Linked DNA regions of Homo sapiens: region 2 is linked to region 1. The links are chromatin contacts, found by Hi-C or POLR2A ChIA-PET in ENCODE. All regions are on one chromosome and are shown on one strand. The core of a region is the stretch at or near the end of the contact, and the rest is flanking DNA. Distances in the headings are between cores, read along the strand shown. Region 1 has its middle 48 kb from the start of IGLL5. Region 2 holds the start of CABIN1 (calcineurin binding protein 1).

Region 1 (2,700 bases), core at 56-2,555:
AAAGCCAGAGCCAGCTCTGTGGTGTCCTGACTTCCAGCCCAGGGCCTCCCATCTGACAAATGGAGAAACAGACCAGGAGAGAAAGGGATCTGCCCGAGCTCACATAGGCGCCCCTGTGTGGAGGGGCCCATGTAGAGGGGCCCATGTGGAGGGGACCTGTATGGAGGGTGGCATGTGGAGGGGCCCACGTGTGGAGGGGCCCATGTGTGGAGGGGCCCGTGTGGAGGGATCATGTGTGGAGGGGCCCGTGTGGAGGGATCATGTGTGGAGGGGCCCATGTGGAGGGGCCTGTGTGGAGAAATCATGTGTGGAGGGGCCCATGTGGAGGGGCCTGCGTGGAGGGGCCCGCGTGGAGGGATCATGTGTGAAGGGGCCCGCATGGAGGGGCCTGTCGGTAGGGTGCCAGGTAGAGGGGCCCATGTGGAGGGGATCTGTTGGAGGGTGCCTGTGTGGAGGGGGCCTGTGTGGAGGGGACCTGTGTGGAGGGGCCCGTGTGGAGGGCGCTGTGTGGTGGGACCCGTGTGGAGGAGCCTGCATGGAGAAGACCTGTATGGAGGGTGGCTGTGTGGACCACTGCCCTCTGCCAGAGACCAGATTGTTCACTTCCTCCACCATTCCACAGCTCCAGCCCCATTTCAGGGGTGCAGAAAAGAGGCCTGAAAGCAGCATGGATGAGAGTTAGGGCTACAGGCCCTGATGGCCATTCCTTCCCTGTGCCTTGGGAGATGCAAGGAAGGAGGGTGGCTGCAAAGGCCTGTGGGAGCCCAGAGCACTGTTCTTCCCAAAGGGGCATCTGCCCTGGGAGCCCAGACCTCAGTGTCAGACAGAGAAGGGGTCCCCCCACCATGCTCAGCCCTCATCAACCCTTGACCTTGAGCAATCTGCTTCTCTTCTGTAGCCCTCAGTTTCCTCATCTGCCCAAGGGGGTGATAAGAGTCCCTCCCCACAAGGTAGGTTTGCGGATTGAGATGATGCCTAAGCTGTGCCTGGCCTATGGGGACCCTCACCTACCCTCAGTCATTGCTCTTGCCTGGGCCTGCGGGTGACACTGTGTGAACCTGGGCAAATGCCTTTGCCTTCCTGGGCCCAGCCTTCCCTCTGGTCAAGGAGGAACTGGGTCAGGGACCCCGAGTGCCAGCCATTCAGGAAACCAGCAGATTCCTGGGTGAAGGGGTTGGCCAGGGAGGCCTGAGATGGGAGTAGGGTGGGGGCCAGGCCAAGGGATGGGGTTGGGGGATGCGCTTTCCCAGCTCTGGTGGCCCTGCCTGCAGCTGGCCACCCCTGGAAATCCCCAGGCTAAATTTAACCCCAAGTTGGCTGAAACCAGAACTCAGAGTGACAAAAGGAGAAAAATAAGAGGAAGAGAAACTGAGCTCATGGCCACCCGGGCATGGGATGAGTGACAAACAGGCCCAGGTGTGGCCCAGGAGGAGCATGGGGCAGTTTCAGGGCTGCTGCTGGATGTTTGTGCAGCTCACAGGTGGGGGCAGTAGAGCCTGCGCCCCACCCCACCCCCTCCTAGTCCAGCCCCTGGGCCTGATGCTGCCCCCTGGCTGCCTCCCCACACCCTGAGCTCCATCCTGGGTCCCAGGGTCCACCAGAAGGCATCTCAGAACCAGCCAGCAGTGGCCCTGATTGTCAGCAGGACCCCAGGGAGGGGGGTGGCCAGGACAGGGCTCTGAAGCCCCCACCCCAGGACCTTCCCTGGGCAGAACGAGTTGGTGAGGGAGTGATGAGCAACCACAGGCCTCCTAACTTCCCAAGCTGGCGATTCTGAGAGGCCTCAAGGCTGAGACACGGTTCAGCCTTTTAGGCCCTCCTGAACGTGTCCCCTGTCTCCACAGCCTGGGAATGCACTCTCTTTTGACCCAGAAATCCTGCTCATAAGAATTTATCATGGAGATGCCAGAGAGCCAGTGCATGTGGATGTTAGCCAGGGAGCTAACAGCAAAACGTGACAGAAAAGAGCCCGAGAGCAGATGCCAGCCTCACATCCACATCCCCAGATGGCCTTGGAGAAGGGCCATAGACAGATGTTCACAACAGGGCAAGAAGAAGTGAGGAAAGAAGTTCCCATCTTTGTGATAAGCCCATGATTTCATGCAGAAAAAGATCTGGAAGGCGCCATACCAACGCGCTAACAGGGCCTCTTGGGCAGTGCAGGATCAGAGACTTGCTTTGTATTCTTATTTAATTTTTCCTGTTTTCAGATTTTATAATCGGAGAACAAAACATTAAGCCAATTTAAGATGTAAGATCCTATAAAAATGCTGTATTCGATGATGCGAATGGCATCTGAAAAGCCTTGAACATATTATCCCAAAGAGGCCACCAGATAAGACGTGACCTGTGTGTGCATGAATCCCTGCATTTTTATCCATACCTAGATGCACATCCGTATCCACATCTATTCCCCGGGGCTACCGGTTGCGGGGGTAAACTGTAGGTAATATTGGTTTTCATTTTGTACATCTAACTTTTTTCATTTTTTGACAATCATTATACATTTATTATTATGAAAAATAGAAGGTTTTGTCACTTAAATCAACATGTTTATTCCAATTCACTTAACATTCAGCAAATATTTCTTGTGTGTCTGCTACACCCACAACAGTCAGGGTGCAGGGTTTGAGATTACACTGATGAGAAGACAGAGTGTTCTCTCTTGAGGAGTAGTACAATGGGGGATTATATGGAAGA
Region 2 (2,700 bases), core at 30-2,529, 1.1 Mb after region 1:
GCTGCTTGGACCACCCTTCCCACCTATTTTCAACTGTTTCTCTCCAGCGCATCTTTCATGATAAGGCTTGAGTGGAAGCTGTATCCGAGGCTGAAGGTTATCCATGCAGCTTTGAAACCATCTGTTTATGCTTCTGTTTACCCCCCAAATACTGTTTACCCCAATACTCAAAGTCAAGGTTGGTGACTCAACAATTTTCAGAACTTCTAGCTTATCAGTATAGCTTTATTGTACTGAACTGAGTTTTTCACCATGCTGTTACTGTCTTTGAGGTTAAAAAGCCCCCAACATTCACTCCTATTTGAATCATCTGTGCAAGACTCAAGCAGCTATGAATTCAACCACAGTGTAAAGTTCTTCCCTACAATGCTTTATTGTTATTCTAGCTCCCAAGAGAGTACCATCTTTCAGCCCAAGACCCTTGACAGAACCCCTTCAACTCTGTCGCCTTTTTTCATCTCTGGAATTCTGACACCACCCATGACCCCTCTTCTTGTTCATTTACTAGGTTTTGTTCCTTTTTTTCCTTTTGTTTCAATATCCTATTGTATCTGTTCCTTTTGGGCTTCACATCCTTTTTGGAAAGAGAGGCACAGGTAATATAATGAATGAGGATGCTCCTCCTCCCTGGTTCCCTCTAAGTCAAGTTTCTCCAACGCGCTGGTCTGCTTGGCTTTGAATGCGGCTCAACACAAATTCATAAACTTTCTTACAACATTTTGAGATTTTTTGGTGATTTTTATTTTTATTATTTATTTATTTATTAACTTATCAGCTATCCTTAGTGTTAGTGTATTTTATGTGTGGCCCAAAACAATTCTTCCAACGTGGCCCAGGGAAACCAAAAGATTGGACACCCCGCTCTAAGTGTTCCCCAAGTTTCCACTGTTTTCAGAGCACATGTCCCAGGTAATAACACACAGCCCATCATTTAGTGACTGCTCAGGGTGCAAGCTGTGGAGAAGAGAGTCCGACTACGAGCTGGTGCTCTAAGCCTCCAGCACGCTAGGACTGACGACGGGGATCCGGAAACAACAAGCTCCACTCCCGCAACACACACACACACACACACACACACACACACACACACACACACACGCACACGCACACGCGCACGCGCGCACACACGCGCACACACGCGCGCACGCGCGCGCGCGCCGCCCAAGGGTAGCCGTCTGCAGGGCCCCAGCTAAGCAGCCCGCGGAGAGCGAGCGGCGCGTGCGCCCCCGCTGATTGGCTGGCACAACCGGCACCGGAGCCAATGGGAGCACGCCTTGTTGTCAGGCGCGCAGCCGGACGGCGCGGTGGTCGGGACAGACTGGCCGTTGCTGTGGAGACGCCTGGTGAGTTCCTGGAAGGCTGGTTTGAAGGCGGTGCCGGGGTGGGGGTGAGGCTCAGCAGAGCCCGGGGCACAGGCCGGAGGGGCTGCAGGCGCGAGGCTGGGTTACGTGAGGAAGCTGGGGGTTTCGCGGGCAGCTTTAGAGCCCCAGTCAGGGAAACCGAGGCCGGGCTTCCTGGCTGCCTCGCGAGCCTCTTCATGGCTCTCGCCGCCGCCCTGAGGTGCCTAGAATGGGTTCCGGCCTCCGGGGAGGTTCCCAGTAACCGCAGGAGCCACCATTGATTTGGCGTCTGCTGGGTGCAAAGCCCAGCGCGCTAACCCTTTACTCGCGACCTTTCGCTTCACCTTCACAGCAGCCCTGCGAGGTGAGTGTTGTTATTGGTGCCATTTACAGGGGTGGAAACTGAGGCCGCGGGTAGGTGAAATGATTTGCTCCAAGTCACCCAGTGGGTGAGCGCGACTCCAGACTGAAAATTTTGACCGTTCTGCTTCACTGCCTCCCCGCAAGAGGCGGGCCCTGGCCAGATGGAACTCACCTGGCATTCCCAAGGTATCTGCACAAGTGGCTTTGGGAGTCACTTAACTCTTCAGGACCTGGGTTATTACAGGTTATAAGTGTGGGACCGTCGGATTCCATGTGGCTAAGATTCTTTCTATGTGATTATTGTGGTTAGAAATAGAATATGCTTAGAACAGTCTCGTTCAGCGGTCGGCAAACTTTTGTTGTAAATATATCAGTGTTTACATTGTTATATTGTAAGTATAATGAGTATAATAGTATTCATAATAGTAGTTTAGGCTTGGGGGGTCCATACTCTGTCTACTTAACTGTAGCGATGTAGTGTGGATACAGCCAAAGACAATACATAACAGACTAGCTGCGTCGCAATAAAATTTTAATTATAGGGACCGAAGTTTTAATTTTATATATTGTTAATATAATTTTCACGTGTCATGATTTTTTTTCCCAAATATGAAAAAATGTAAAAACCATTCTTTGCTCGTGGGCTGTACAAAAAGGGTGGGCTGGTTAGCTTGCAGAACCCTCATCTAGTACAAAGCCTCATACATGAGGGGAAACAGACTGAGAGACTGACATCTATGTCAAGTCAGTCACACAGCCAGGGCACTGCCACCACTGAGCTTAAGACATAGGCTTCCCACCTTCCAGGCCAGGAAACATCCCCAGTTATCACTCTGGATCAGGGTGCTGAGGTCTGAAGGTGTGCTACTCTTTATCGTGTTCTGAGGCCATGGAAACTATATTCTAAGGGGTTTGGAAACTTATTAGCTTAGACTAATAAGCCTGGTGAATGTGCTGCTATCTGAGGAAATGCAGCTGCTGGGCTGGGAGTCAGAAA

What was found. Hi-C counts contacts between places; a loop is a spot of excess contacts on that map. ChIA-PET counts read pairs that join two places held with the same protein, here RNA polymerase II (POLR2A). Pooled maps may share reads with other maps.
Region 2: a loop to region 1 is called in a pooled map, with 4 times the contacts of the local background. The contact joins the promoter of CABIN1 here to the enhancer-like site in region 1. A Hi-C loop is called at or near these places in 1 of 50 pooled maps. POLR2A ChIA-PET finds 5 or more read pairs at or near these places in 2 of 52 experiments (B cell and activated naive CD4-positive, alpha-beta T cell).

Annotation. Positions count from the first base shown.
Region 1 is chr22:22,934,391-22,937,090 of GRCh38, forward strand. No RefSeq gene overlaps it. Among named protein-coding and RNA genes, the nearest start is that of IGLL5, 48 kb to the left of the region's middle. RefSeq lists an enhancer at 1,068-1,447. Within about 2 kb of position 1,306, at least 4 of the 41 ENCODE cell types and tissues checked have a DNase peak (open chromatin) inside an H3K27ac peak, as active enhancers do; they include B cell, where a contact is called at or near this core.
Region 2 is chr22:24,010,025-24,012,724 of GRCh38, forward strand. CABIN1 (calcineurin binding protein 1) reads left to right here and starts at 1,280. Exons shown (of 37, transcript NM_012295.4): 1 at 1,280-1,343.